2 separate regions of the Homo sapiens genome follow, and region 2 is linked to region 1. Evidence: chromatin loops called from intact Hi-C (ENCODE). Cell type or tissue: endothelial cell of umbilical vein. All regions are shown on one strand. Each heading gives the region's core, and the rest is flanking DNA. Links, peaks and the distances in the headings are about the cores only.

Evidence for each region. A loop is a pair of places that touch in the nucleus more often than their neighbours do. Peaks named below come from ENCODE experiments on the same cell type or tissue, not always from the same donor. Only the 100,000 strongest peaks of a DNase experiment are listed, where the experiment ranks them.
Region 2: it touches region 1 in a loop (5-fold over the local background); 9 of 110 quality-filtered maps call a loop at or near these places.

The regions. Positions count from the first base shown.
Region 1 is chr1:207,882,107-207,898,855 of GRCh38, reverse strand. It overlaps CD34 (CD34 molecule), which reads left to right. Exons shown (of 8, transcript NM_001025109.2): 4 at 1,283-1,363; 5 at 9,235-9,391; 6 at 9,643-9,695; 7 at 10,010-10,174; 8 at 10,933-16,749. The coding sequence ends at 11,118. Among named protein-coding and RNA genes, the nearest start is that of CD34, 21 kb to the left of the region's middle. In endothelial cell of umbilical vein, for the core only: a CTCF peak has its summit at 10,091; DNase peaks (open chromatin) are centred at 5,895, 7,535 and 8,325; H3K27ac peaks cover 4,188 bases.
Region 2 is chr1:207,935,055-207,951,803 of GRCh38, reverse strand. No RefSeq gene overlaps it. Among named protein-coding and RNA genes, the nearest start is that of LINC02767, 16 kb to the left of the region's middle. In endothelial cell of umbilical vein, for the core only: no CTCF peak of the experiment used is centred there; DNase peaks (open chromatin) are centred at 7,043, 9,353 and 9,953; H3K27ac peaks cover 4,215 bases.

The DNA.
Region 1 (16,749 bases), core at 3,950-11,949:
GAATCAGCACGGAAATACACAGTTTAAATATTGCTGGGAGAAGTAGAAAGAGGAGGAAAGGGGTAGAGTTAGGTGGTAAGGCCCATCCAGGCTTTGGGTATTGCATTTTAGGGAATAGAGAGTAAACGGGATTCTCAGAGATCCATCCAATCCTCTGGTTCTTTCTAGTACCTATCAGTGGGGCTTTGACCAGGACACCATTTCCCTTTGGGAATATTTGGCAACTATTGCTTATTTGCTGGGGCTGCTTCTCCCACAATGGTTAGGACAAATAACATTTCCTCTACATGAGAGGGTTTGGTGGTTGTGCCAGGCACAGAGAGGCAGTAAAGGGGGGCATTGGCAATGGCAGGAACTGGGCAGACCAGGGATGGTGAGCTCAGCCTGGCCTTCTCAGCCTTAGGGCCTATGACTGTCAACAGCTTTCAGCATGCAGGACAGAAAATATGAGGGCCTCAGTCATGAGATATGCCCGAGGGATCTTTCTGCTTTCTGTTTTTAAAGGAGCCAGGGCCAGGCGTGGTGGCTCATGCCTGTAATCCCAACACTTTGGGAGCCTGAAGTGGGCAGATCACTTGAGGTCAGGAGTTCAAGACCAGCCCGGGCAACATGGTGAAACCCCGTCTCTACCAAAACATACAAAAATTAGCTGGGTGTGGTCATGCACCTGTAGTCCCAGCTACCCAGGAGGCTGAGGCAAGAGAATCACTTGAACCAGGGAGGTGGAGGTTGCAGTGAGCCAAGATCATGCCACTGAACTCTAACCTGGGCAAGACTCGATCTCAAAATAAATAAATAAATAAATAAATAAATAAATAAATAAAAGAGCCAAAATGGGAATTTGGAGAGTCCTGGAGGCCAGGAGAAAAAACAGGTACCCCAGCATCTGCTGGTCCACCCCATTATCCCTGTTTGCCTATATGGCCTTCCTGCAAGTTTGTGATTGACTGGAGAGAAAACAACCCAAATGGGAAAAGATCCTCCCCTCTCCCAGTCCTGCACCATCCAAGCCAGTGTTTACCAAGGTTGCAAATAGCTGCTTGCCAGTAAGCCCAGGCTAGTAACAAAAGTTTTGTCATCTGATGAGGATAGATATGAAATAGACGAGAGTATGACTATTAGAAATCTCTAGTCCCCTGACAAATTTTAAATGTCCTTTTCCTTAAAACCTCCTAAGAGAGCACCTCACAGAAAGCAAACTGGAAAAAGTTGGGAAAGAAATGAGGAGCAAAGATACTGGCTTATTTACTTTGTTTTTGTTATTGTTTTTGTTTTAATACAGGCAGAAATCAAATGTTCAGGCATCAGAGAAGTGAAATTGACTCAGGGCATCTGCCTGGAGCAAAATAAGACCTCCAGCTGTGTAAGTCAACCCCCCACCCAACCTCTTCCTCCCGCCCCTGTCCCTTTCCTCCATCCCTTCTGAACACCCTTAAACCTTCTTGGATTGCACTGGATTTGAGTAGGGGTCCGGGGAGTTTAGCTTGGTCAGCCTGCCTTTAATACTGAGCTTTCTGTTTAGGGAGTAAGAGGCCCCATCTGGTGGGCAAAAAAGACAATAACAATTTTAATTATTAATAAATTTTGTTATTTTTCCATCCTCTATAGTACTTTTTCCCCCTCCTCTATAGTACTTTTTAAATTTTCCCCTCCTCTGTAGTACTTTTAAATCTGAGAGAGTCAGATTTAAGTTGCTTTTTGGTTAAGAAAGTCCTTCTCACTCACCAGATATAAACTAGTCACCTAAAATGTCAGTTCATTTATTATTTCATTTATTATTATTAAATATTTACACGTAACTCTTTAATCCATATAGAATTTATTTTGCTGTAATGTTATATTTTCCATGTAACCGTTTTTCCTAACATTATTTGTTGAATGACTCCCTCTTCTGTTGCATGGGATGTATCCTTTAGCTTATATTAAGTTTTTATATGTCTTAGGGCATACTCTTCAGACATATTTTATTTGTTCAGTTTGTCTGTACTTTTGCCTATTTTAAATTTTCAAAATTATTGTATGTTTTTACTACAGTATTTGTAATATCCAGTCAGGCAGATCTTTTTTTATTACACTGTAAAAAATGTAAATTATTTTTTTCTTTTTGAAAAAAATGCAAAAAAAATGCTTTAAAATTTGAATTGTAATTGCTCTAAAATTTCTTCATTTTTTCTGGTTTTCTTTTGCATCTCTCAGCATCTTGTTTCTTTAGCTTTTTTCTCTAGATTTGATGGATGTCATAGGCCTATTTGTCACATAGATCTCCCACTATATATTCAAATTGATTGTCACTGATAGATTAAAAAGTTAATAGAGTTTTGAACAATTATTTTGGGTTTGGCCAGTTTCTTGAATTTGCCTATTGATTCTAGGAGCTTTTTAGTTGATTCCTTTCAATTTTAAGGTAAGCTATCTTGTTATCTACTACAATATATTGCTTTTCTCCTCCTGTTTAGTAGTTATGCCTCTTGTTTCAGTTTCATGTCTTACTGCATTGGAAAGAATGTACAGGGAATTGTGTTATTTTAAATGATTCTGGCAGACCTTGCTTTGTTTCAGTAAATCTAATTTCCTAACAGTAACATGGCTCTGGAGGAAGGATGAGGTGAAGGAAAGAGTGGTATTTACTTACAGAAGAAAACATTTTCTTACAAGTTGGGGATCCATCTAAGGGAATCACATATGTGATGTGCTGGCATGCATAGACTGGAAAGATCGCAGCCTGTAGAGGGCTTAAATTACTTATTTTTTCCATTCTAACTCGGTAGTTTTACTACGATCATCAGTTGGGTCTCTCTGACTTACAAATTTGTAAAAATTATACCTGAAAGAATTTAACTTAGGACATCTAAAAACAACAGAAATAGTGAAGACATGAGTTTGCATAGTAGAATAACTAAATGCAGTCTGCAAAATAGTTAACTTAAACATGAACATACAATGTACAAGTAACATGCAGCATGTTTCTGATGCTGATTTTCAACTCAACTCATTAGAAAAAAAATTGTCAAGTTCTTTGCTAGTTGTAGCCAAGGAAAATGACGATCTTTCCCCCTGCAACCCCATCGACTTGGTGGAGCATACATTTTGCTGTGTATCACACAGGTATGTGCCAGAATGCTAATTCTTTGTGCCTGGAATTTAGAGTTAACTGCAGAGCCTTTGCCTTTCTGTTGCTCTTCAAAGCTCACATGTAACTTGGGTCACTGTATGAGAAAAGTGCCAGAAACTTACTGCTCTTTTAGAAATAATTCCTCCTAACTCTGCTGTGGTCTTTGCTGTCTGGCCTACTTCGTGCCACAGCTGAGAAGGTCTCTGCATGTTCCTCTAAGATTGAGGTAGTATCTGTGAGTGGGGATGTGAAAAGAGAGCAGCTCCCCTCCAGTTCCTATGCCAAAGAAGACTTCCATCCACACTGCCCCTTCATAAAGCAACTCTGTGGCAGCTCATATGAGTGCTTTTGTTCCCCTGGTCTCTCCACCAGTGTTGATCCCCTTTCTTCCTGAGGGCTCCTCATCCTCAGCCCCCATGCGGCAAAGCCTCCTGCTACTCCCCAAGGTAATTTATCCTCAGCTTGCTATCCTGTTCCAAAATGTTTAGCCACAGCTCCCGATTATGTCCAAGATGACCTTTCCTTGGTCCCTACTCCCTGCTTGTCTGATAAACAATCTGTTCCAAAAGCTGCGAATGCTGCAGAGCCTCCTAATTTTCCTTAGGTTGGATTTGTACTTTCGGTGTCAGAGGGCCTTAAGGTATTGGTTCTAATGTTGGGAGCCTCAGGCCCTACCTAATACCCTGGTGAAGAGCAGGAAGGATTTGGTTTCCCCGAGCATCACATCCTTGATGTATGTTGGTATGCTCCTCATCTAATATATGCCCATAACAGGAATATATGTGCATGAGTCTAGCTATCCAGACACTCATTCTGCACTGACACATAGTGAGTACCAATATGTTAGCTCACCCTATGTGGATTCTGTAGGCGTGTCTTCTGTATGTGCATTCTGTAGACATGTCTATCCCAATCACTCTTTTTTTTTTGCTCCCCAGCCATCATCTCTAGGCAGCCAGGGGAAGGGAAGGTGATACCACTCTCATCTCAAACACCTTTTACCATATCTCAGCACCCTCATTAGTAGGATGTGTCTTCCTGAGTCTAACTGTCATTCTTTTGGCAGCAGTGTCAGCTTAATTTAGTTTTTGTGGTTGTGGTTCCCCAAATAGTTTCCAAAATGTAAGATTACTTTATACTATTATGCTACACCCATTTGTCCAGAGAAACCCACCAAAATATTTTTAATTGTGGTAAAATATACATAACATAAGTCATCACCTTAACCACTTTTAAGGGTACCATTGAGTAGTAGTAAGTACGTTCACATTATTGTACAACCAATCTCTAGAACTGTCTGCATCTTCCATCACTGAAACTGTGTACCCATGAAACAACTCCCTGCTCTCCCCAGACCCTGGCAACTTTCTGTTCCTATGTTCCTATGACTTTGCCTACTCTAGGTACCTCATATGAGTAGAGTCATAGTGTTTGTCTTGTTATGTGACTGGTTGATTTCACTCAGTATAATGTCTTTAAAGTCCAACCATGTTGTAGCACGTGTCAGAATTTCCTTCCTTTTTAAGGATGAATGATATTCCATTGTAAGTGTAAACCTTGTTTTGCTTCTCCATTCATCTGTTGATGGACACTTGGGCTTTTTCCCCTTTAGGCTAATGTGAATAATACTGCTTTTAACATAAGTGTACAAATATCTCCTTGGCAACCTGATTTGAGTCCTTTTGGGGATATATCCAAAAGTGAAATGGCTGGACCACATGGGAATTCTATTTTTGAATTTTTGAGGAACCACCAGACCGTTTTACATTCCCACCAGTAGGGTACAAGGGTTCCAATTTCTTCTCATCCTCATCAACACGTGTTATTTTCTGGGTTTTTAAAATAGCAGCCATCCTAATGGGTATGCGGTGGTATTTCATGGTGGTTTTGATTTGCATTTCCCTGATGATTAGTGATGTTGAGCCTCTTTCATGTGTTTGTTGGCCATTTGTATATCTTCTTTGGGGAAAAGTCTAGTCAAGTCCTTTGTCCGCCAATTTGTATACCTATCTTTAGTACCACATCTGTTTATATGCAGAGTTTGTAATTACTCAGCTAGCTCACTTTACTCTTATTCACATTGACTTCATCTGAGGCAGGCTGCCTCCAGCTTGCACTAAAGGTCAGTTTCCATGCGGAAAACATAAGTTACAGATGAAGGATTTATGAAGATGGTGTGTCTACTGGAAAAAGCCTGCAATCTGGAAACGATCTCACTTCTCATCCTTCGTTAGCTGCCCCCACTTGTTAGGTGACTTGAAACAGGTCCCTTCATTATTCCATTTTCTATGTGAAAATAGCGTTTTCACCTGCATTGTCAAACTCACACCAAAATAGATAAAATTATATTAAAAGGGGTTGGGGGAGATGATTGATCCTAGAATCTCAGCGTTCTAGGATCTTAATATCTTAAATATCTTAAAGGTCATTAGAAAAATACCTGTCCCTCCCTCACCCCCATCTCCGTCCCCATTGCAATGCTTGATGTTAAGAGTCTTTGCAAAGTTTGAGAATGCTACTCTAGAGAGGTTAGATGGGTTTATTGTGTTTGCAGAGAAACATGTGTGAGCTGATGTAGTTAGGAGCTTGTAAATCTGATTCTCATGAACAAAATGGTGAGGCTGTGTCTTCCTCCTGCCCACTCTCCCGTGATGTTTGCCCACAGCCTCTCTTGGGGGAGGATGTTTATTCCAAGTGTCCGGAGAAGCATTGTGCTTTGTTCAGGATCCACCTGCTCCTCTTGGGGCCCAAACACAATTCACTGATGCGGTTGGATTCCAGAGTGGGAGGCTGGCCGCTATTATTCCCTTGAATCTAGTCCAAGAAACTGTGCAAGGGGTGGAGGGACCCTGTGTGGAGGCCAACTGGTTGGGATGTTAAGTTGAACAACAATTCCCTGAGTTCTTTTGTTTGGTGCCACGGTTCATGCAGTCTGGGTTGTAAATGCTATAATGTGCACTCCCCCCAACACACACTTAGGAGTCTTACAATCTAGTCACAGAAAAATGACAATAACAATGCATAGAATATGATCAATATGTAGACTCTAGATGATATGGTATATAAGGTATTACTATTATTAATAATGATAGTAGCAGCTGCTATTTATCTAGTGCCCACTAGATTCTCAACACCACATTGGACACTTTTTTTTTTTTGAGACAGAGTCTTGCTCTGTTGCCCAGGCCGGAGTGCAGAGTGTAGTGTTGTGATCTCAGTTCACTGCAACCTCTGTCTCCTGGGTTCAAGCGATTCTCGTGCCTCAGCCTGCCGAGTAGCTGGGATTACAGATGCCCACCACCATGCCCAGCTAATTTTTGCATTTTTTAGAAGAGACAAAGTTTCACCATTTTGGCCAGGCTGGTCTCGAACCCTTGGCCTCATCTGATTTGTCCATCTCGGCCTCCCAAAGTGCTGGGATTACAGGCATGAGCCACTGCACCCAACTGGACACTTTCATACAATATCTATTTAGTCACCACAACAACCTAGTGTACAGCTGAGGAACATGACACTCAGACTAGTTGCATGACTTGCAAAGAATCCAGTAAAGAGCAGAGTAAGGATTGATGCCCAGTCTGGTTGAAGGTAGGACCAGCTTCATTGAGGAGGTAGAAACTGAGTTGAGTCTTGAAGGATAGTGAATACCAGGGAGAAGGTAGTGTTCTTCATTCTCTTTGAAATGAGGGTTGTGGAATAATGCATGCTGTCCCCATCTTGGGCTTCCTGGAGGTGGGGCCTCAGTTCCAAATGCTCTTCCCCACTGGCTTCCTCTGCTCACCCTCCAGCCATTCTTCAAGGCCTATAGTGACATGTGTCTGCTAACCTTAACCAGACGTGTCCTCACGCTCCTTAGTATGTCCATAGCACTTTGGTTGTACCTTTCTTATGGTGCTTACCATGGCAGTAGCTCTGGCCTCTGGAGTCTCTTCACGCCTCCATTTCTTCATCTACAAAATTAGTAGAATAACTCTACCAATCTCGTAGGTCGTGTGAGGCCTAAATGAGTTAATATATGGAAAGCACTCAGAACTGTGCCTGGATATCATAGGCATCTGTTACTTTATTTTTTATTTCTTTATTTTTGAGCCAGGGTCTCTGTCACCCAGGGTGGAGTACAGTGGACTCAACCTCTCAGGGTGGAGAGACCCTCCCACCTCAGCCCCCCAAGTAGCTGGTACTATAAGTGCATGCCACCACACCCGGTTGAATTTCTAAATTTTTTATAGAGATAGGGTTTCCCTGTGTTGCCCAGGCTGGTCTCGAATTCCTGGGCTGAAGTAATCCTCCCACCTCAGCCTCCCAAAGTGCTAGGATGACAGGCATGAGTCACCGCGCCTGGTTGGCATCCATCATTTTAATTGCCGTACATGCAAACTGAAAGCTTTGACAAGGTGGAATTCATAGATACCTCCCAATCCCCACCCCCCTACACATGACACATGAATACAACACACATACACATGACACTTGCACAGAGGCTTTCACGCAGTGTCCTATATTCAGGGCTTGATACATTGTCAAGGTGTGGCTTCTTGCACTCAGCAGGTGGAGGAAGGTGCCATTTGGTTTGGCTAGTTTACAACCTGCAGGAGCCCTGTCCCTCTGCCTCTCTTGGGAAGCAGACCTATTTCAACTGGAGATACTTCAGAAGCCCAGAGTCATCCAGGCAAGAAACCCCCTCCTCCTCATCCAGACTCTCGGTGCTGGGGAGCGGGGGTGCTCAAGGGGAAGCCATGTAAGGCTCCCCTGAGACAACTGGGTTTAGAGAGGTGGAGACTGTTGATTGGTTCAGTGTGGCATTCAGACTACTTAGTTCAAATGCTGTTCAGAAAAACGGATTTTTCCAGAGTTAGAACGTCTATCCAAGGACTTACTGGGAGACCTGCAGAATTGCTCCTTTTCCTGAGGAATGAAGCAGCAGTGGCCTGAGAACTCATTTCTCTGTAGCCTTGTTTCCTGGGGGTTTTTTGAGGCTCCAGTTTGGGCTCGTGTCTCTGTGACCTGGAGTTTGGCTAACCACACTCTCCTGGCCTTATCCAAGCCCAGTTGTTTTCCCTCAGCTGCTTCAAATTCCAGCTGGGTCCTGAGGCCAATCTTGACCTTGCTTTGTGTAGGAGCAAAGGAGCCTGGGTTTTCCTGCCTTGGGTCACAGCAGTGGGAAAATACCCAGGCTCCATTCCAACTGGGAGGACCCTGTGGCCTTGTTGCAAGCAGCGGCCCTGCCCGCAAACAGGAAGCTTTCTCCTCCACAGAGACCCAGTTCTGATGATGGTCACACACCCCAGCAGTTTTCCCCTAACAGGAAAGTTGTCAGGGCTGTTCAGGCATTTCCTTCTCTGCCATCTGCCATCCGGACTGAAGAGAAAGTCTTAGTTTCAATTCCTTTCCTGTTCAGGGGAGGAGGACACTCTGATTGGAGGCTGCTGGAATAAATTCTGACTCACTATTGAAGAATTATCAGAGTTTTTCTTCTGAGTCCAAATTCCTGGGTCTGATGGCCCAGTCAGCAACCTGAAGAAAAATCTATGAACTTCATTAAAACTGGGTTCCATGCTTTTAATGGAAAACAGAGATGGAAGACGAGACAAAAATGCCATTTCAGTTTGAGCAATGCACTTTTTGAGACTCCTTTGGGTAGAAAGAGGGAGGAGGCCACTGAGGTTTCCACTGAGTGTATATTATAGATTTGTTCTCTCCTCCTCACCTCCCTTGGCTTTTCTTCCATCATTGGGGACTGCTGTAATCTTGAAACAGAATATTTTCTCTTAGTTATTATTGCATTATTAATATTTTCTGTTTTTGGCCATTTCTTTTGAGTTTAATTTGCATATGTGTACATGGGCAATGCTTCAACGAGACAATTTTTTTAAGTTTGTTCTCTAACATCTTAGATACTAGAAGATATGGATTTTGGTCCTGGGAGATTATTTAGGTTTTTTTCTTATTGTGTTGTTGCACATATACAGTTAGCAGTTTTTTTTTTTTCTGTTGGAATTTTAGAAACAAGGATCCTTCTTGCGGACGGGGTAAGAGTATGACTGTAATCAGAGACTCTGGGTGCAGTTTAGGGCAGAGCAGTAATTTCATCTCTTGCTCTCCATGTTTCTCTGTCTTCCCAGGCGGAGTTTAAGAAGGACAGGGGAGAGGGCCTGGCCCGAGTGCTGTGTGGGGAGGAGCAGGCTGATGCTGATGCTGGGGCCCAGGTATGCTCCCTGCTCCTTGCCCAGTCTGAGGTGAGGCCTCAGTGTCTACTGCTGGTCTTGGCCAACAGAACAGGTAAGGTGCACCTCTGCCTGGGGGAACAGGGAAGGAGTAGGGCTGAGGTTAGAGAATCCTGGGTGGAGATGGGGCATCTTAGATCCAGAGAGACCACAGGTGCTGGGGAGAAGGACTTGGCTGGCTTTGGGAGCGGTCCCCCCGAGATGGACCACCCTGGCCATCAGAGCATCTTCTAGAACAGCATGGGAGGGTGGAGCAGGATAAGCTGGTTTCTCTTTAGATTTAGCAACCCTTGTTTCTAATTCTAGAAATTTCCAGCAAACTCCAACTTATGAAAAAGCACCAATCTGACCTGAAAAAGGTAAGTCCTCTGAGATGATGGGCCTGAGAGGGAATGCCGGGGCAGGGGGGCTCCCTGGAGTAAGGGGGGAAGTCATTATCTTCCCCAGTTCTACCTACCATCCTTCTCTGAGTCTTCTCCTTTCTAGTCTTGAACCAAAAATGGTGGGGTATGACTGAATTAAGAGACGTCAGTCTCAAATCCCATTTCAAAAATTCCTGAGGTCAATGCCCTCAAGCATCTGTTCACTGTTGAGTCACACACAGAGGGCTGGAGCGGGCTGGGCTCCACTTTTGGCAAGTGACAGGCTGTATCTTCTTTGTCTTCTTTTCAAGCTGGGGATCCTAGATTTCACTGAGCAAGATGTTGCAAGCCACCAGAGCTATTCCCAAAAGACCCTGATTGCACTGGTCACCTCGGGAGCCCTGCTGGCTGTCTTGGGCATCACTGGCTATTTCCTGATGAATCGCCGCAGCTGGAGCCCCACAGGAGAAAGGCTGGTCAGTTCTGGGGGCCAGGGTAAAGGAAATGAGGAAGATAGTGGGTTTCTGGGGAGTTCAGTGGATGTCATGGAGCAGGAGGAGAAATACTAGAAAAAGCCCTTCTGTGAGCTTACATAAAGATATGCATGTGTGCACACACAGTAATCGGTGGAAGATTCAAAATATTATGTAGCAAACTGGGGAGGGGACAGTAATGGTGCCAGCCCACCTACTCGGTGTGGTAGCAGATGATTCGTGTCATCTATTCATTATGTTTTCTGGGATAGTTCAGCTTGGGGCCACCAGAACAGGCTGTTTAATCAGCCACACTGTATTTGCAACCGTGTTAAATGCCCAGTGGGTGCCCCCTTGCTCAAAAGGAGGTATACGGAAGGAGAATCCCCATTTGCCATTCTGGATGAGGGAGGACAAGGCTGAGGTCTGAATCTTGGCCTCTGGCCTGTCCCCTACCCTGGGGAGGTCATCCCACCCTTCTTGGAACTGCCCGTTTTCCTGCGGGAGCTGGCTGCCGAGCTGCGGTGGCATGGTGTGGTGCCTCTCCTATGTCCTTTCTCCTCTAGGAGCTGGAACCCTGACCACTCTTCAGGAAGAAAGGAGTCTGCACATGCAGCTGCACCCTCCCTCCGATCCTTCCTCCCACCTCCCCCTCCCCCTTCTCCCACCCCTGCCCCCACTTCCTGTTTGGGCCCCTCTCCCATCCAGTGTCTCACAGCCCTGCTTACCAGATAATGCTACTTTATTTATACACTGTCTAGGGCGAAGACCCTTATTACACGGAAAACGGTGGAGGCCAGGGCTATAGCTCAGGACCTGGGACCTCCCCTGAGGCTCAGGGAAAGGCCAGTGTGAACCGAGGGGCTCAGGAAAACGGGACCGGCCAGGCCACCTCCAGAAACGGCCATTCAGCAAGACAACACGTGGTGGCTGATACCGAATTGTGACTCGGCTAGGTGGGGCAAGGCTGGGCAGTGTCCGAGAGAGCACCCCTCTCTGCATCTGACCACGTGCTACCCCCATGCTGGAGGTGACATCTCTTACGCCCAACCCTTCCCCACTGCACACACCTCAGAGGCTGTTCTTGGGGCCCTACACCTTGAGGAGGGGCAGGTAAACTCCTGTCCTTTACACATTCGGCTCCCTGGAGCCAGACTCTGGTCTTCTTTGGGTAAACGTGTGACGGGGGAAAGCCAAGGTCTGGAGAAGCTCCCAGGAACAATCGATGGCCTTGCAGCACTCACACAGGACCCCCTTCCCCTACCCCCTCCTCTCTGCCGCAATACAGGAACCCCCAGGGGAAAGATGAGCTTTTCTAGGCTACAATTTTCTCCCAGGAAGCTTTGATTTTTACCGTTTCTTCCCTGTATTTTCTTTCTCTACTTTGAGGAAACCAAAGTAACCTTTTGCACCTGCTCTCTTGTAATGATATAGCCAGAAAAACGTGTTGCCTTGAACCACTTCCCTCATCTCTCCTCCAAGACACTGTGGACTTGGTCACCAGCTCCTCCCTTGTTCTCTAAGTTCCACTGAGCTCCATGTGCCCCCTCTACCATTTGCAGAGTCCTGCACAGTTTTCTGGCTGGAGCCTAGAACAGGCCTCCCAAGTTTTAGGACAAACAGCTCAGTTCTAGTCTCTCTGGGGCCACACAGAAACTCTTTTTGGGCTCCTTTTTCTCCCTCTGGATCAAAGTAGGCAGGACCATGGGACCAGGTCTTGGAGCTGAGCCTCTCACCTGTACTCTTCCGAAAAATCCTCTTCCTCTGAGGCTGGATCCTAGCCTTATCCTCTGATCTCCATGGCTTCCTCCTCCCTCCTGCCGACTCCTGGGTTGAGCTGTTGCCTCAGTCCCCCAACAGATGCTTTTCTGTCTCTGCCTCCCTCACCCTGAGCCCCTTCCTTGCTCTGCACCCCCATATGGTCATAGCCCAGATCAGCTCCTAACCCTTATCACCAGCTGCCTCTTCTGTGGGTGACCCAGGTCCTTGTTTGCTGTTGATTTCTTTCCAGAGGGGTTGAGCAGGGATCCTGGTTTCAATGACGGTTGGAAATAGAAATTTCCAGAGAAGAGAGTATTGGGTAGATATTTTTTCTGAATACAAAGTGATGTGTTTAAATACTGCAATTAAAGTGATACTGAAACACATCTGTTATGTGACTCTGTCTTAGCTGGGTGTGTCTGCATGCAAGAGTGACACCCTCCATTAGACCTAGCTAGACTGTGCAGTGATGTGGTGGGGAGGACCAGCCAGGGAAGAGGGAGCACCTCAGCAGACACAGGCACCAGCCAGGATGCTAAGGACCTTTAGCCAAGTCTGCCAACTATTCTCCTCCATGGGGAGAGGAAACATCCATTTCCAGTGGTAGAAAGGCAGACCCGAATGTACCAGGGAGCTTCCAAATGGAGGGTGGTATGTTGGGTTCTTAGGAGCTGTACCCTTCATGAACACCCTTCTGAGAAGAGGAGCATGCTGATCACTGCTGCAAAATATGCAAAACAAAGGGAAGGGGCAATGTCCTGTGCACCCTTTATTATCAGGCCACCCCCCTCCCCAGCCCCCCAGGTCAGAGTAGACACAGTGAAGGACTATGTGGGGACTGTTGTTCTAGAGACCTGGCAGCCAACTCAGGGAGGGGGCTGGTTTCCACCCTCAAGATTAAGACAGCAGCCTAATTAAAAAAAAAATCTGTAAGCATGTACCTCCCCCCAGCTTCCAAAACAACCCCCACCCCACCCCTACCAGGCCATAGGAAGTTGGGGAGGGAGTGCTGAGGAGCTCCAGGAAACACTCCCAAGTGTGTCGACAGTGGCAGAGGCAGTTGGGGCCAAACAAAGGTTGATTCTTCCATTCTTATCTCCATAAAGCCAGACCTTTCCCTTCAGCACTCCTCCACCCCCATCTCCTTCTTGCTTTTCTCCAACTCCTCTAATCATAGGTTCTTCCCTAGGACAGAGGGGAGGCGAAATGATGAGGTTCAGAGTCTTCCCTCAAAGGCGATGGCTGCCTTGAGGGTTGGAGCAAAGGATGATGAGCAAAAGACGATGGTAATCAGTAGGGAAGTCCAGCCCACTTGCATCTAGTTGCACATCTTGCCTTGAGAGTAATCCAGTGAGGGTCTGTCCCAGCTAGGACATCAAGTAGGAGGGGTGGGTTCAGGGTTCAGATTCCTAGGAAATATGGGAGGAGAGGAAAAGGCAACTTGGATGCACCTCCAGCTTCAGGCCTAGCAACCTGCAATGCATCTCACCCTGAGTTTGCTGGAATGTGTATGTATGCTTTGGGAGGAAGGGCTGTGTGTGTATTGCGGGGTGGGGTGGGGCAGCTGGTTCCCTCTGACAGCTGGACAGCTTGCCCTGAAGAATTTGCCTGCTTTCTGGAAAAATCCAACTTTCCCACCGTGGGCCTGAGCGTCCTGGTACAGCAATGGCGCCACCTGCTGGCCTTATTGAGGTCCTACTGCTCAGCCTCAGCTCAATCGCCTCCATGTTGGGCTTCTCTCCCTGGCTGCCCCACCCTCTAGTCCAATTTCTCTTGTACACAAAGCTCATATAACTATAGAACGTCACTGTTGAAGAGAACTTTAAAGATACATTTAATTAAACTCCCTTATGGTATAGTTAAAGACAAACTAAGGCTCAGAGAAGGGAGGTGGCTTGCCCAATCACCCAGAATTCCAAAGTCCTGAATCTGTAGTTTTCCCTTCCATCATATCATCCTACTCTTCTGCCGAGTCCTCCGTGTTACTCCAGTTGGATGTCATGAAGCCAGTGTGGCAGTGTGAAGATAGGTTTGGGACTTCACTTCTGGAGCATTTCATCAACATAAGCTATCCTAGGCCTGGCCAGCCAAGCAGGTCCTGGAGGAGCCCCAGGACAAAGATCACAGGAGGCCATGAGGTTCGGCTTCTTCGGCGCCCACAGTGAGCCCAGGAAAATTAGCTGTAGGGTATTACACTGTTGACTATGGAGAGCATATCTGGAATTATCTTCAGCCAGATTTTCATCTGAATGGATAAATGGGAATACCATCTAAGTCCAGATAAATAGATCACTTCCATCTCATCCCTTCTAGGTAGATTAATCCCACACTTCCTCTTCACACAAAACCAGTAATAGGTCATCGATTTTGTGCAACAGGATGCTGCTTCTCTTCCTAAAGCCCCCATCGAAGAGGCTTCCAGCCACCATTCAATCATTCATCAAGTCTTATGATGTGCCAGACACTGCGCGAAATGTGCCAGAACATCTGTTATGTGCCAGACACTGTTCTTGAGACTGGGGATACAGCAAACACTCATGAAGCTTATAATTCTAGCAGAAGAGGACAGTAAACAATGTCATCTCAGTAAGTATATACATGTGTTTTCAGGATTGAGAGCTATGAAAAACATAAAATATATTGAGAATAATGGTTGGTATTTTACATATGGTGGTTACTTTTAGAAAAATAACAGTGGAGAGCACAGCTTCACTTGAATGAAGTGGAGAAGCAGGTTGTATGCCAAGCTGGGAGAGATTATCCCACACAGGGGAAAGGACAAGTGCAAAGCCCTATGATGAAAAGCTGCCAAGTGCAGAAAGCCTCAGATGGCAGGGGGCAAGATGGCCATGAGGTTGTGTCAGTGAGTGGGGGTGGGGAGAGGCAGGAGGTCAGACTACATGGGGCCTTTTTAGTTGTAGATTGGGAAGCCACTGGAGGGTTTTGAGCAGAGAAGTCATATCATCTGCTTTATGTTTTAAAAGGATCATGCTGGCTGCTGAGTAGAGAATAGAGGTTGAGGGATAAGAAAGTAGAAGGAGACCGTAGCAAGAAGAACGATCATGGCTGGGAGCAGGTGATCATATTGGCAGTGATGAGATCAAGCAGAATTCAAAAAGTGGTTTCAAAGTAGAGGTAACAGGACTTGCTCAGTCTATTTATTTCTTCAAATAATAATCATATTTACAATGATAGTAGCTAACAGTTTTTGAGTGCTTACTGTATGAAAATTGAGATATGGTGCCAATATTTAAATAGCATATTTTACTTAACATTCACAGAAACCCTGTGAAGTAGGTTCTATTATCTCAGAAAAAGAAACTGAAACTCAGAGAATAACAAGGGACTGTGTTACGTGCACAGTGGCAGAGGCAAAGATGAATAGGATGTGAGTTTATTTGAACCCCAAATGTTTAAATCTTGGGGATAATACAACACACATTTAAACAAAGAAGCAAGAAAAAAAATGCACAACAGAAAGTGAGAAATAACACGAGGAAAGACTAAATGAAGTGCTTTGTATCTAGATGTGGGCAGGACCCTTTCCAGCTGAGAAGATCTGAGACTGGGTCATGAACAGGTGGTTTCTGAGTGGGTCCTGTAAAAATGAATACGATTTTGATGATAGTAATGAGTAAGGACATTTGAGACTGATAGAAGAGTACATACAATATGTAGTGATGGGGAAAGATAAGGTACTGTCAAAGGACAATGTGTTTTCTGGTATGACAGAGAAGTAGAATGTGTTAAGGGAAGCCGAGTACCAGAAAGATCCGGGTGTCACAGTTTGTGTAGGGTGTTTAAAGCTAAACCACAGAGTTTAATTTTATCCAATAGAAGAGGAGCCACAGAAGAGTTTCCATTTATTCATTAATTTATTCATTTATTCAAAAAATATTTGAGTGCTTATTATAAGCCAGGTACTATGCCAGGCACCTGGGATAAGACATAGTCCCTTCTGTCAAGTCTTTACATTGGGTGGATGTGGGAGGGACAGATGACAGAACAATATGCATTGAGTGTAAGTGCTATGGTATAGGAAGCTCTGAGTGGGAGGGGCATGGAAGCCGTGGAAGACCATGGAAGGCTTCCCAGGAGAAGTGACGTCTGGACTGATCCTTTGGTCAAGCAGGAGTTAAAGAGGAGAAAAGGAGAGATATGGGTGTTCCCGAGAGAGGAAGAAGCCTTGTCCCAGGAGCAAAGTGAGGGTGATTGTTCCAGAAATGTGAGTGATTCTTTTAAGGCTCAAGCAAAGCATGTGATTCTTCTTTATACCTTCTATTTCTTTGCTGAGTGTTTCTGTTCTTTTGTTTCAAGCATGCTGCAATTGCTCATTAAAGCATGTTTATGATGGCTGTCTGTTTTAAAATTCTTGTCAGATGGTTTCAACATCTTTATCATCTCAATGTTGGCATCTGTTAATGGTTTTTTCTCAATCAAATTGAGATTTTCCTGGTTCTTGGTATTACCAGTGATTTTAATTGCATCTGGAAATTTGGGATTTATGTTGAAAGACTGGATCTTATTGAAAGATTCTGTTTAGCACCCCTCCTTTGATACCACACTGGTGGGTCCAGGTTCCCCATTCAGCTGTTGACACCTTCAGGGCAGAGAGGTGGGATGGGGTGAAGGGGGTACCTCATTATTGCTGGCCCAGGTTAGAAGTTCAGGCTTCCCAGTAGATCTCTGCTGATACCACCCTGGTGCCATGTCATTCCTTGAGTCCAAAAGTCCCTCCCAATTCTGCCTTCTTCTCTCTACATATCGGAGTCTCCCTATGTTTGACTTATATATAATGTCCAGGGTTTTTAGAGTTA
Region 2 (16,749 bases), core at 5,011-13,010, 52 kb before region 1:
ATATCTAGAGTAGGCAAATTCATAGAGACAGAAAGTAGAGTTTACCATGAGCTAGGGAAGGAAGAATAGGGAGTTATTGCTTAATGGGTACCAAGTTTCTGTTTGGGCTGATGGAAAAGTTTTGGAGACATATAGTGGCGATAGCTGCACAACAGTATGAATGTCATTAATGCCACTAAATTTTGCACTTAAAAATTGTTAAATGGCATATTTAATGTTCTACACATATAAAACATGTGGTTATATTTATAAAACCACAAAAAAATCATGTAGTTCTATCTCAGACTCTTTCCCTGCAATATAACATCCAAATTAAAGAAATGAACGCTACTTGCATTTTTATATTTCCTGCAGTGATTAACGTGAGCTCTAGGATCAGTTTGCTTGGGTTCAGATCTTCCCTCTATCACTTACTACCATGTCACCTGGGGCAAGGTACTCAAAGTTTTTGAGCCTAGTTGCCTCATCTGTAAGATGGATATAATAATACCTACAACACAGAGTTGTCAAGAAGAAGCTGTAAAATGCTTACATTGTGTCTGGTACAAAGCAAGTGCTTACAAAAGACAGGTAGGTATTGTTATCCCTTGATAAGCATGCTCAAGTGGTAGTGGAAGGTAGAGGGAGTCAGACAGTAGAGTGCCAAATGATGCTGGGGCCAAATTTCCTATCACCCTTGACTCTGAGTTCCTAAGATGCTCCCACTGACATGATCCAAAGGTCTTGATGCTCTGACTCTAGCCCCAGATGATCATAAGACAACAAAGTACTCGAAGCTCTACCCAAGCCCACACCATCCCTCCAACTTAAGGGAGAGATATGGATCTAATCCTTTAGTAAACAGCACACACTGCTCTTAGAATCAAGTCCAAACAGTTGAATAAGGCAAGGTGCTTTACGATCTTGCCTGTTTACTTCTTTCATCCAAACTATCACTACACCTCACTTCACCCTTTATGCTCCAACCTTGCTGACTGCTTACAGCTCTGCCTGGAAGGCTCCTACCTCACCACTTCACCTGACCATCCCTTCTCCATCCTTTGGGTCTTCACTTGGACATCACCTCTTCCAGGCAGGTTTCTCTGACTTACCTGAGCTGAGTTAGATGCTCCTATGTGCTTGCATAATGCTCTGTCTTCTATTCCCCATCATTGCATACTGGTGTTACTGCCCATTTTCATGTGTCTCTCCAATAAGACTATAAGCAACTTGCACTATTAGCCATTTCATCCCCAGTATCTAGCCTGCAGTGCCTGGCTCATATAAACACCTGTTAGTTGAGTATGAATGAACCTGAATGGATGGAAGAATAGATGGATGGATAACCTGGTATTGGTTCTATAAATTGGATCAGGTTTTGAGATGGCAGTGTCAGCTCTTTTGCCTCCTTCAGACCTTTATCAGACTGTTAGGGAACTCTTGATATTGTGTCAATATTAATAGGGAATAGTAACGGACGGCATAGGTCCCAAACAAGGAAGGCAGGGTGTCTGTTAATTTTTTAGGACCTTTGCTGAACCCAACCATCCACTTTCAAATAGATTTATATACAAGTTTCCTTACCCTCTACCATCCAAACCTACCTGGTTCTTACCTTTCCTACTGCTGCTGATTACGGCATCACCCGAGCTGCTGAATTTTAAAATCCCTGTCCTTTTTGTTTCTTTCCGTAGCCCCCAATCATTATGGTCCCTCAGTCCAGTAATTTGACTTCCTATCTACACCCACTTTTCTATTCCTACTGCTACTACTACAAAGTGCTTTGTATAGAAACAAAGCTCTATTAAAGAATACATTTCCTCCACATTGTGAAATCATCAAGGGCACCTGGTAACATAACATCATTTAATACATAATACAGACCCAGGCTAGCCTCCTGTTTCTTTAGCAACTCTACAAACCAGCAATGTTAGACTAGTCAGATTCTCATAGCAGATACAGAACCAACTTTAAATGGCCTTGCATGGGGCATTGACCTAGCACTGCTTCTTTTTAAATCTTTCTAGTACTAAGAAAACTAATTTTGCTGGTGCATGTGTCTCTGCCATAGGAAACAGGAAGGCCAGCCTTTCTCCTTTGAACCAGGAGCATTGTTTTATTGTCTTTGTCAAGAGAGGTCTTAAGGAGCAATTGAATTTGTAGTTCAGCTATTGCCAGAAGGAACATTAATAATGTTAATTATGCCATAATTAAATCATAGAAACAAGTAATCATTCACCCACATTTAAAAGGGCAGTTTCAGACAATCTTCTGCAACTAGTTAAATTGAATTATTCTGCTATTTAAGTTACTTTTTCACCCTTTTACTTATTTGTGGCATCTAATAGATGCCTTCTTCAGAAAAACACCAACAGAACAATAGAGAAGTTCTCTTTGAGAAGGTGTACACAGGTGGGAACATCAAACCCAATGACTTGTCAGACTAAAGTCACATTTTCCCAAGTAGTTTGGACTAGAATTCTTAGGCCTCTCTGGGTATCAGTATTGTGCTCTGGGAAGAACAGTGGCATTGAAGTCAGGCTGCTTGCATAGGACCTTTAACTTTCTAATTTTCTAAGCCTCTGTTATCTCATCTGAAAAATGTGGATAATATTTTCAAACAGTGCCTAGCATATAATTAAACTATTATTCCTACTTCACCCTGCTAGGGATGTTTTATATAGATACATATCACATGGGTGTAGGACCTGAAGTGGTCAGTCTGTCTGGTCAGGATTACAAGTTGAGGTCTTAACATTCCAACACACAATGACATATTTATTTCTTTGCTATCTTACATCTAAAGCTTACAGCTCTCATAAACACCGGAAAAATCTGTATTGTTTAGAGGATTTGCTCATTATTTACAGGTATTTAGCATGCGACCAGTGATTGTTAAAGAATCTGGTATTTGAGAGAATTGCACATAAATTACCCATCAGAGAATCTCCAAGTTCTAATCATGATTTTAGGTCTTAAAAAAAAACACAGCATTATGTTTTTACAGCCTTAGAGAGACGATTTAACAAGTATCAAGTTAGTATGTAAGGGCATCTGCTCTTATTTAAGAACAATATGACAACCAAGTATCTGAATGACTCTTCTGTGTCTCATAAAAACCTGGGTTAAATATTTTCCATGTTGTTGTTGAATTCCCTTTATTAAAGCCTCATGCAATCAATTCCTACTTAAGTTGTCTGCAGCTGAATTTTATCCATCTTATTGTCAGGAAACAAAAACTATGCAATCCAACATGTTTAGTTTTTGCTTTGGCTGCCAGAAAGCTTACAGTCAGTTTATTGCCCACGTGTGCCAATCAGTTTGATTTCAGCGCCTCATTGCCACTCTCTCTTGTTCCTTCAGATGTAGTCTGCAGAACTTTACTGTTAATTATCTTATCTTGCCCTATGTCTTAATCTTGAGTCCTTTCTAAAGTAGGAGACAGGACAATTTTTAAACCTCAATTGAAGAAAGTTAAATTAATTAAACAATAGCAACAACAACAAAAATATTGGATCAGCATTATAAGCAAACGTAAGTAAAGCACTGTATAGATATTTAAGATTTCTTTTCAGAAAGGCTTAAAAGTAAAAATAATAATAATAATAGGGATTTTGTTTGTTTGTTTTCAGATAGAGTCTCACTCTGTTGTCCAGGCTGGAGCACAGTGCCACGATCACTGTCCACTGCAGCCGTGACCTCCCAGGCTCAAGTGATCCTCCCTCCTCAGCCTCCCGAGTAGCTGGGGCTACCAGTGCATGCCACCACGCCCTACTAATTTTTGTAATTTTTGTAGAGACAGGGTTTCGCCATGTTGCCCAGGCTGGTCTCGAACTCCTGGGCTCAAGCGTTCCACCCACCTCGGCCTCCCAAAATGCTAGGATTATAGGCATGAGCCTAGCATATAATTAAACTATTATTCCTACTTCACCAAGCTAGGGATATTTTATATAGATACATGTCACACATGTGTGTAAGAGCAAAGAACTCAAATCTAGAGTCAGACTGCCTAGGTTTGAATCTTCACTCCACCCTTTATAGTTGTATGTCCTTGGGAAAGTTATTTATCTTCTTGCTGCCTCTGGTTCATCATCCCCAAACTGGAGATAAAAGCAACCTCAATAAATTTTGCTTTGAGGATTAATGAGATATTTAGGATATGGTAAGCTCTCAATAAATACCGATGTTTACTCTTAAAACTTCCTTTTCCTCATTTATGATAACACTGTATCCTGACAATGTTTAGAAGTCCAGTATTCAAAAGTTGAATAGTACACTTACCAATTTTAAGGTGGGATGAGGTATCCTCCCCAAATGCAAAATATTGGAAAATCCTTAATTTTGCTTCCTGTAGAGACTGCCTTACTCAAACTTCAGTAACCTAGAGCATATAAAAATCTTTAATAGGCACAACTAGCCAGGGTAGAAACCGCTGTGATTATGGGAGAAGGGCTCGAGGCTTCTCCTTAAGGTAAGGTCCTAAGGTAATCCTTAGGACCAGGGGAGTAAAGCTATGCAGTCCCTTCCCTGACCCTCTGCAGGACATTCTGATACACAGGGATTGGGGGCAGAGGAAGGAGATCTCCCTTCCTTACTTCTGAAAAAAACACTGAATGAAGGCTTAGTCTGCTCTTCCCCACAAGCTTGCCCTTGAGCAAGGCCCTCCACTCAGTGGCCAGCTTTCTCTATATATATGGTCAGAGAAGAGGGGGCCTAGCAGGAAGACACCAGCTTAAGATGCTAAGCCCATGTGGTGAGCAAGCCCCAGACACCCTGGCAGTCAGGAGATGGGTTTATGGGTTGGGGGAGAGGTTGAGGGTGGAGACATCTGCTGTCTTAGAAGTCCAGTCTTGGCTCTCAACCATCAATCTCCCGGGGCAGCATCAATCCCCTCATCCCCAGCAGCATCAACAAATGGACAACAGCCACCACCTTTTTTGGCTCAAAATCATTAGCAATCAGATGACATAGTGAAAAAACAAACAAGCATGTGACTTCTTATGTTCCAGACATTGTGCTTAATGGTTTACATGGAAATCTTATTCAATATACTATGTTATAAAAAATAATGTGGAAAGTATGAAAGCTAGATTTCTGCAAGTTGAGATTTTTTTTATTCTTAGTTTACATTGTGATTTTATTACATCCTTATTTAGAGGAGTCACGATAAATAATAGCTTAATCATATTTTTAAAATATCTGTTCATGTGTGTTTTTAAATATTCACTCAAGGAAATGGAATCAAAATCCCTGACTGAGGGACTGAGCTAGGTGTCTACCAGGTCTAGTTACCACATAATTAGAAGCTGCAGTATCCAATATGGTAAACACTAGCTACCATATGGCTATTGAGCACTTGAAATATGGATAGTTCCATTGTGGTACTAAATTTTTTATTTTACATAATTGTAATTAATTTACATTTAAAAGCTGAAACTGTGTAAAAGAGTTTTCCAATAACATAGCTTGATCCCTTTGTAGGTTAACATTTCGGTGGCTCACGCCAGTAATCCTAGCACTTTGGGAGGCCGAGGCAGGCGGATCATGAAGTCAGGAAATTGAGACCATCCTGGCTAACACAGTGAAACCTCATCTCTACTAAAAATACAAAAAATTAGCTGGGTGTGGTGGCGGGCGCCTGTAGTCCCAGCTACACGGGAGGCTGAGGTGGGAGAATGGTGTGAAGCCAGGAGGCAGAGCTTGCAGTGAGCCAAGATTGCACCACTACACTCCAGCCTGGGCAACAGAGCAAGACTCTGTCTCAAAAAAAAAAAAAAAAGATGTTATTGTATTATACTGTATATGTAGAGCACATGCATTGTTTCTAGTATTAGATGTAAATGCATCATTAATTTAGTTGATGTCCACGTATTGATCCAGTTTAAATAATTGTTTGCTATATAGTGATGTAACATTATAATATGCTTATTTGAATATTTTATGTAGACACAAAAAGTTAGAGTGACACTATATAAATCATAGCCGGTAATGAAATGAAAATATTATTACTGTAATTGTAACATTTAAATTATTTGTCTGGTTAAAAAAAAGTATGGATAAATTTTAAAATTCAAATTAAGACATGTTACTGATGCAGAATTGCATGGAGGTGCAGAAGCTAGTACTATGATGGGAACTGAAAAAAAAGAAAGAAAGAGAGACTGGAAAAAGTATATTGCAAATTTCACAATGAATAGCACTGCAATTTGCTAATGCGCAAAATGAGAAAGCTGTTGTATAAAATTTATTTAAGTATAATAAAGTACAAAAATATTGAGATTTTTTGGCAACTACATAGTGAATTTGATAAATTTTCTCTCAACATTCAAAAAAGAACCAATGGAATGTATTACCTGAAATTAGAATTACATATCTAAGAAAAAATTAAGACTTTTTACAGGTCCCAGCTTGTCACTTTGGCCAAATATAATTTTGCTTTGGTTCTTACATATACATACACACACACACATTTTTTACATGGAAGGATAATAAAAAAAACTATTTCAGTTATATAATTTTTTAAGAAAATTATGAGATAAAGACAAAAAAGATATTTCACAAAAGTAAGAAATTCAACTAAGCCACCAAAAAATTGCTTATAAAATACCAGATCTCTTTAACTACAACAGAGATCAGCTGATTCAAAATCTAAAAAACTGCAAATTTTGTGGTTGTTGTTTTTAGCTTTTGATAAATCATGAGATATAAAATACACTGCCAAATTAATGCTTTGGGTATATTTTGTCCCTAACAACTTATTAATTTACTAATAATTATTGTCTATTCGTGGCCTAAAATATTAAACTCATGGCATGAGTATTTTTCAATATTTTACATCTGTTGAAGAATTTCAGCTAGTTATTAAAAAATTAGCTTCTAACACAACAAACAGTTTTCCATCTATGTTAAGCTAAAAATCGGACTTACTGGAATTTTTCTAAAGGGACTGATATTTTCTTTACTTCTTTGTTTCACTGTATGATACATCTTAAAAATATTTATGCTCATTTTCTGAAACAAACTCCATGAAATGTGTCCTGGATACATTGTTAAAATCATTCAGTGCATACATGCAGGTGCAATGAATCATCACAAGTTTATAGAACTGTTGAAAGAAATAGAAGACAATGAGTTCAATGACCTCATGCCTTCTTTGACAGTGCTCTTTGGTTGAGTCGTGAAAGAATTTTACGAAGATTTACTGTACTGTTAATTCCAATCCAATATTTTTTGAAAATAAAGAAAAATTGCCAAATATTCAAAAATCAAAGACAAAAGATGGCGATGTGATTTAAGTTTTCACAGTGATATCACACTGCATATAAATAAGCTAAACTTGAAACTCCAAGGAAAGGTAATGCTTATCTGTGGCCTCTCTGGACAGATACAAGATTTTAAAATGAAATTAAAACTTTTCATAATTTAATCAATAATAACAATCTTTATTATTTTCTTATATGAGTCAATATGCAGAAGATTGTAATTGTAATGGATAGCATTACTTAAATTGGCTACCAAAACCGCAAGAAAAAGTGTAAAGAACTCATTGTGGATACTTATAAACAGTTGCTTTTCAATCTATCAATATCATTTTGAGTCAATATTAATAATGCCGAGTTCGCACAAGAGTTAATAAATTAACTTTGATAGTTTTGAAACTGATAGCTTTTGCTTTAAATTGACTTTAAAGCAATTATGGTTAAAAGAAAAAAAGCTGGACCAGTTTTGTACATATGGACGCAAATATTAAAGGAGAATGTTTTTTCATTTAACGGAAAACATTTTAAGTATATTTGGAACACCTTATGTATGTGAATATAGTTTTCCAACTGTAAATTTTATAAAATCATACACTTCAACTCAATTATTTCCTGTAAAAATTGAGCTTCTGCATTTGGTGAGCTCTAAGTGTAAAGTACATTTAGTAAGGAGAAATAAATCTAAAATATCTCAATATTTTTTAGATTGATTGCATATTGAAATACAGTATTTTAAGTGTATTAAGTTATATAAAGTTATATTATTAAAATTAATTTGTCCTTTTTTTACCTTTTTTTTTTTTTTTTTTTTTTTAAGAAAGGGTTTCACGCTAAGACTCTGAGACAGAGTCACCCAGGCTGGAGTGCAGTGGCAGTGATTTTGGCTCACTGCAACTTCCACCTCCCAGGTTCAAGTGATTCTTTCACCTCAGCCTTCTGTATCTCAGTAGCTGGAATTACAGGTGCACGCCACCAGCCAGGAGAATTTTTGTATTTTTAGCAGAGACAGGGTTTTGCTGTGTTGGCCAGGCTGGTCTCGAACTCCTGACCTTAAGTGATCCACCTACTTCGGCCTCCCAAAGTGCTGGGATTACAGGGGTGAGCCACCTCGCCCAGTCCCTACCATCCCCCTTCTCACCCTTTTTTGGTAACTGTTTAAAATGTGGCTACTATTAAGTTTTAAATGACAAATGTGACGTGATATATTTCTAGGGATCACTGGTATGGGGAGTCTGTATATATATACATATATATATACAAATTGCCTCCTCAATAAATACTGCACTTAAGGGCTTTAAAAGGCAAGGAGGGGTGGGGCACGGTGGCTCACGCCTGTAATCCCAACACTTCGGGAGGCCGAGGCGGGCTGGATCCCCTTGAGCTCAGGAGTTCCAGATCAGCCTGGGCAACATGGCAAAACCCCACCTCTACTAAAAAAACAAAAACTAGCTAGGTGTGGTGGCGCACGTCTGTAATCCCAGCTACTTGGGAGGCTGAGGCACGAGAATCTCTTGAACCCAGGAGGCGGAGGTTGCAGGGAGCTGAGATCGCGCCACTGCACTCCAGCCTGGGTGACTCTGTCTCAAGGGCAAGGAGGGGAAGAAGCCAGTCTGACCCTGACTACTGCAAGAAATCTTTGCCCTGACTGTGTATATAAGTGCTTCTCAGTGCTTGCCATTGTCTTCCTGCTCTTTCCTTTTTTTTTTTTTTTTTTTTTTTTTTTGAGATGGAGTCTCACTCTGTCACCCAGGTTGGAGTGCACTGGCGAGATCTCGGCTCACTGCAAGCTCCGCCTCCCGGGTTCAAGCAATTCTCCTGCCTCAGCCTCCCGAGTAGCTGGAATTACAGGCGTGCGCCATCACGCCCAGCTAATTTTTATATTTTTAGTAGAGACGGGGTTTCACCATGTTGCCCAGGCTGGTCTCCAACTCCTGGCCTCAGGTGATCCACCGGCCTCGGCCTCCCAAAGTGCTGGGATTACACGCGTGAGCCACCGTGCCCGGACTCCTCTTCTAACTATGAAAGAAAAAGAAAGAGGAAGGTCTCTTCTGAAAGCTTAAAGCCAGATTTCCTCTGAAAGTCTAGCCGGCCAGTTAAAATGCGTCAGAGTCTATTCATGGCAGCAAACAGTAAAATAGAATGCCCTTTCTCTAGTAAGTATACGTAAATAACTACAGGCTTTTGACCCAAGAACTATCAGAAGCCCTGAAGCAGAGAGAGAAAGAGACTCTAGTTTCTGAAACTCTGAAAAGCTAGGATTTTGTGGCACTGGACACTTTAAAGGTTGTTTTTACAAAATAAGAAAAACTGGGTTAGATAAAGAAATGGTTAGAACTAAAGTTGAAGTTTAATGGGAGGTAGATACTCAGTTTGCACTTCCCTGTTTTTATTTCTTTATATTTCGCTCTAAAATATATAAGCATTATAAACAATGATAAGTAATTAATAGCGACGTAAAAATTGATGCTCTTATTTTAATGACCACGTTTTGGGTGAATATCAACATAAACGACCAGATTGCTATTTTGTCTTGCTGGTTATGGTTGGGGAAAGCTTTTGTTTGGAGAGGGGAGTGCTGTGGAGAAATAACCCAGTTACCTAGCGGCAGATACAAGGCATCCAGACATGGAAACTGGGAGGAAACAAACATTTTCCGGAGCAAGCTGACAAGCTCAGCCTTGGTGCTCCATCTGCGTCATAAGTAGCTCCCTGCCTCCAGTGCCTGGCGCTGTGCCTGGCACCACGTGGGCGGCCAGCATCATTTGTTGGACTGAATTGTAAAATGAGGTCACTTCCACAAAGGGATTTGTTGTCTGATCAGAAGAAAGAATGCAAACCATAAGAAAATAAATATAATAATTTGTCTTCCTTTTTGTGTTTTTGTATTTTGTTTGTATATATTTTGTTAATTAAAATTTTTTTCACCTAGTTTTTTTTAGAGAAGACAGTGGACGCACAGAGCACAATATAGATAACCCTTACTACCTGAATTCTCACTCTGCAAATATTCCCTGTAATGGCTTGCGTCCATTTTTATCCCACATGCAGTACCCTAATTGAAAACCTGCTATAAAATATCTGCATGCTGGGGCCAGTGAAAACTTATAATTTGAACACAAGTTTGGGCAGGAGGGTATAGGGTGCCCTGTAGTTGGATCTAGCTGCTTTGCCTGTAAGATGGCTTCTATTTTGCTTGCATTGCTTGTTGTGTTGTTTAAACCTGTGTGTTATCATTGTCATCTTCTCCACATTGTTAAGTGAAAATGCTTTCTAAAAAAGTGGAAAAGCCTGTGAAGAAAGTATATGAACAAAAACCCAATCACTAAAAAGAAGGTTGAGAGTGAAAAAGCGTTTTGAGAAAGGATAATAAATAAAAAAAAATGTATAAGCCGGTAAAAAGACAACCTAATTTGTATTGGATATTAAAAAAATGGTATTTTTGAAGGTAGTATTTGTCTGTACTCACTAATTAGAACTAATGAGAATTAAATGTAATTGACATTTTAAATCCTTTATACCTTTCAGAAATCTTTATGGATTAATACATAGATTAATGACAGTGTTTTAGTGAAATTTGGGGAAATTTCTTGGGGTTTTAAAAAATGCATTTTTATTTTTTTATTTACAGTAATTATGGCTTCTTTGATTTTCTTGTGTTAAACTTTAAAAGAGTATGCAAATTTTAAAAAAATGAAATATAGGCTCTAGTTATCTGAAATTTTGAAATCTAAAACATTTTCCAGAATAAATTGGATTTGGATGTCTCAGGATGCCTGAGGTCACAGACTGAAAGTAGAATTAAATGGTATTATGAGCAAATGTTCTTTTTCACATCTAGAAAGGCCTTTTAACTACAAAGAATTTAATTGTTTTTGTTGTTGCTACTTAGAAATATTTGGCAAGCAAATGACTCTAGATAATGTTTCTAAGAGAACTTCAGAGTCCTCTGATATTGAAGTAAAGTTTGAATCCTAAATCAAATTAAAAAAAAACCAACACACACATTTGAAATAGTTGAGACCTTTATAAATTATCTTTCTCCCAAAAAGAAAAAAAAAATGAGTGTGAAAGCCACAGTTGGTCCATGGACTATTGTGGTTGTTCCTAGCTGGTTTCTCTATCTCTAGTCATCCCTGTCCCTCCTTGTCTCATGGTCAATATATAAAGCTCTCAAAATTCTCTGGTGAAACACTATTTGATCATAACAGCTTCAGGTTCAGGAAACATTAACTCTCCATTTTGTGTGTGTGTCAAATTAAAATGTCTCCTTCCAGTGATCCAATTCCTGCCATGTTTCCAAGCCTCCTTTGACCATAACCTGTGGGCGTGCCCTTCCTTATATGTTACTTCGTGGTTCTCTCCAACACCTTGGGTTGGCGACCCTCTTGTGCTCAATTAGGGACACTGCTCAAATCTGCTTTATTCTGTTCAATTCTCTAGTCCTCTTGGGCACATGTACAACAGGGACATATCTCTCCATACCTTCAAGCACAGGGTATATATAGGGTTAAATACTGCTTGTAAAATGAATGGATAAATATGACATTATCTGCCTAAGTAACCATTGCCAGTCCTGAGAGACATCCATCCTTTTAAATACAAAGCTGAGCTCACAAAAAAGTAAAAGAAATCCCTAAAGGAACAAGAAATCAGATTTATAAATCCGTGCTCCATGCCAAGCTGTCCAGAGGAATTTTTTTAATTGGTCAAATAGAAGTTTTGATTTAAACCATAACAAAGAGGAAAAGAAAGAAGGCCTTTTTTCTGTGGTACCTGAACCAAGACCTCTGGAGAGCACTATTGGTGGAACCATAGGGCCACACTTACTGAAGAACCATACTTACTCACTGAAGGAGAATCAGAAAAAATGCATGCTACTTCTGGATGCATACAAAGGATTATTTTATCATTTACTGTTATGCCTTTCTGAAACCCCACTAAAATGGGAGCAAAGAAAATTTTTTCACAAGAATAAAGAGGTGCAGGACAGATCAGTAATGGTAAAACATTGGAAGCTTAAAAACATATGGAAGAGCAGTAACTGACTTAGAAGAACTGTAGAAGGCTGAATCCTAATCCTGTACTGGGGAAAGCTAAAACAAACAAACAAACAAACAAAAACAGACCTTTAATTTTAAAATCTCCCAAAAGCTTAGAACTGGCAGGAGGAACCTCTAGGAAGTGAAGGTAAAGTTAAAGTTAAAAATGAAATAATTGATTGCAGGTCATTTTAAGAAACAGTTAATCTCCACATTTCCACCCACCTCCTACTTGTTCCTCCTCCCATACCATAGGTAACTGTCCCTTCCCAAATGCAGAAAAATGACCAGAGATCTAGTCACTGAAGGATGTAAGAATCACTAGACTGCCAGACATCAGCGTCTGCTTAGGACAGGTGCATAATTCTGAAAACAGAACATCAGTTGAATGCTGAGATCCTTAGCCTGTTCTCTCACTAGTTCCCAGGACATATGCAGCTAGCACTAAACATCCCAGACAGGAGAATGGAAAACTTCCTGGAGCCTCTGACAAACACAAGAGGAAAGATCCAAAGCTACTGATGCCAAGGAGTTCCCCAAAGATATGTCTCAGCTGCAACCCAAACCCTCACTCTCAGAGCCTCACCAATCAGGTCACTGGTGCTCCCATAGCCAGTAAATATGAACAGACACTCAAGGGCCATCAGATATCAAAGAAAGCCTCTATCATGATACATATAAACCAAATCAAACAAACATGTAAACAGGGTGGTAAAGCAACTTAGAAAAAATGGAGACTATGCAGGGAGAAAAAACATTTTTTAAAAGAACTATCATTAATATTCTCACAGAGATGTGGAAAGATACTAATATCTTTTCTCAAAGGAATGAGAGAAGAAAAGATATTACAAAAAAAAAAAAAAACCAGAATGCCAAAAACAAAAAACAAAAAAAAGAAACAACATTCAGAAAACAAAACGTAATAAAAGAGTTGAAAATCACCCAGGATAGAGTAAAAACACAAGATGGAAAATATTATTGAAAAGAAAAGAAAGCCAGAGGGCTAGTTCAGAAAGTCCAATACCCAGACAACAAAATAGTTCAAGATATTTTCCCTTATTAAATTCAATTAAATTTGGCCTAAGCTGCCTCTGTATTTTGAATTTTTACATAGCAAACTGCAACCTCAGCGTGTACACAAATGGCAAACCACCTTAAGAGTATTCTTATAACAAATAATAGTCACAGGCTGCCAGCTAATCAGACCATGTTCAAATACAGCAAATGCCATGCTGTATCCAAGCAAGCTGTCTCTGTGTGTCACTTCCTCCTGTCTATAAAGAGCTCCACTTTCAGAGAGCTCCACTTTGCTGAGTGGAGCTCTCTGAACCTCTATTGATTCTAGCTACTGCCTGATTCGTGAATCACTCTTGCTTAAACAAACTCTGCTGGCCGGGCACAGTGGCTCACGCCTGTAACTCAGCACACTGGGAGACCGAGGCGGGCGGATCACGAGGTCAGGAGTTCGAGACCAGCCTGACCAACCTGGTGAAACCCCGTCTCTACTAAAAATACCAAAAAATAAAAAAAAAAAATAGCCCAGTGCAGTGGCATGCACCTGTAATCCCAGCTACTTAAGAGGCTGAGGCAGGAGAATCACTTGAACCCGGGAGGCGGAGGTTGCAGTGAGCCGAGATCATGTCACTGCACTCTAGCCTGGGTGACAGAGCAAGACTCTGTCTGAAAATAAATAAATAAATACATAAACTCTGCTAAATTGAATTTGTCTAAAGTTTTTCTTTTAACACCCCCAAATGGCCAGTTATGTGTTTCCAGAGACAAAAGACTTATCAAGCACTCAGCTATATAGATGAACAAAACCCACACCAAGTAAAAACTCAAGACTATGTTTATTAGCAGGGAAAATAAAAAAATAGTTCAGAAAAGGCAGAAAATATTTAAGTTACTTTGTTCACCTATAGAGTTTGTATAATTTTAAAATAGTAGATGCGAAATAAAGATTGTCCACATCAGTATTAGGATATAACTGTGCAAAATGAACCACGTATTGTCATCCCTGGAATTAACCTTGTGGGGCAGGAGAGTAAATGGTATAATGGAGGAGGTAAAGCAAAACAGCTAAACCTCCTCTGCCAACCTCGGGAATTTACTTGTAATGACAGAAATAGAAAAAATCAGGAAGTAGTAATATAAGCATGTTTTTAAAATAAATATGGAGGTAAATGCCAAAAGAATTTGTAAAAAGAGAGGAATGTGGCTGATGTAGACAGGGGAAATGAGGAGAAGGTATGCTTTTTTTCTTTTTCTGCTTTTTTTTCCTTTTATTTTTGATAATCAGCTTTGTGACAAATAGGAGTCTTTAAAGTACACAGGGATATATTCTGATAAAATCTTTGTTTATATGCGTGCATGGATATGCACACATATACATATATCTATACATATTTTACAAATGTGTATGTATGTGCTATTTAATTGTTTATTTCCACTTTTATTTCTGACAGTTTATATAAAGATAAATCACAAGGAAATTTTTCTTTTTGCATCTGGACTTTGGGGGTGTGGTGGAGTAGGGACAAAAAAAGTTCCCCTAGAACTCTTAACTATAGGCTGACCTTATAAGGGTGGGGGTTAAGAATTCTTATTTTGGAAGATTTTGTTTACTGATGTATTGTGTGCTACTATGACAGTGTTGGCATACAGTAAGCACTCAATAAATATTTGCTGATGAAAAATGAATGAAAATAGATTTCAATTAACAGAATACAATATCCTGTAACACAAAAGGGGAAATCCTTGAATGTTTGAAAAAAATGAAGGTATTAATCTTAGACTTTGTTAAGATTAATATACTGCTAAAAGTTTAAGTCTAACCTCTCAAATAATTGAAATAGAACACTGAACTTCCAAATTAGTATAAGAGGAAAAAAATTGAATTAAGAAAAATGACCTATCTAAAAAAATGAAAATAAAGAAAAAAGAGTTTTTAAAAGTAGGACAAATAGGAAACATGAAATACAATGATAGAAATAAATCTAAATGAATAAATAATTATAATAATTGTAAGTAGACTAAAAACCTACCAATTAAACGATAGAGATGATTAAAATAAAAAGTCAGCTTAATACTGTTTACAAAAGACCCATCTTAAATGTAAAGACACAAGATGCAGAAATGTCAAAAGTAAGAGGCAAGTTAGTAATTCAGGCAAATACTGATAGAAAAAAACTCATGTATTTATATTAATATCAAACAAGATCGACTTTAATGCAAAAAGCTTACTGAAGATTAATATAATTAAATATTGTTTTAATTCTATCCCATTCTATACCTAATAATATAGTTTCAAACATACAAAGCAAAATTGATAGAACTATGAAAAGAAAACAACAAAAATCTATATACTTAGTGAAAGATTTTAATGCAATCAATCACAACAATATTACATTAATAGATTAAGCAGTCAATCAGCTACCAGTAGATTTAAGTGATATAATCAATATTTATTCCAGTAGCTGTATATAGTACTCTGAAACTACCAACTGGCAAATGTACATCTGCTCAAGTAAAGGAACACTTATCAACATGTATTATTAGTTTATTAAACAAGTCTCTGTAAGTAGGAAAGTTGTCATATCATAGACACTATCTATTCTGACCAAAATGGAGCTAAGTGGTTTCTTTACAAAGATAACAAATCCAAGATTTTTGAAAATTTAAAAATGCTTCTAAAAAATCCATGTACTGAAGAATAAATCAAGGTGGAAATTGGAAAAAACGTAAGCTTAAATGGTAGTAAAATACTACATATCCAATTATGTGTAACACAGAAAAGGAGATATTGGTGGCGATTTTGCAGACTTAAATATTTATATTAGAAAATAAGAATGGAAATTAATGAGTTAAATGTCTTAAGAAATTGCAAAAAGAACAACAGAATGCACAAAGAGAACAAAGCCAAAAGTTGATGTTTTGAGATTTTAAAGACTGACACTTTGTAACTAGATTGATTTTGCAGGAGGATGAGCTGTGGACAAAACCCCTCAGACACTGGGTTAAAGAAGGAAGTGGCTTTATTCAGCCAGGAGCTTCAGCAGACTTGCATCCAAAAAACAGAGCTCCCCAAGAGAGAAATGCCTGCCCCTTTTAAGGGCTTACAGCTCTAAGGGAGTCCATGTGAAAGGGTCATGATTGATTGAGCAAGCATGGGGTACGTGGCTGGGGCTGCATGCATCAGTAATCAAGACAGAACAGAACAGAAAGTTTCACAGTGCTTTCTCATACAATGCCTGGAATCTATAGATAATACAAGTGGTTAGGTCAGGGGTTGATTTTTAACTACTAGACCAGGTCTGGGGTGCAGCACAGGGCTGTTTATTGATCTCATTTTTGCCTTTCTTTAACTTTTACTTCCTCTTTCTTTTTCTGAGGTATGAGACAATAAGAGAGGTGGCCTCCTTCCTTAATTTTTTTAAAAAAGAAAGAAGGAAAATAATAAATATTGGAATTTG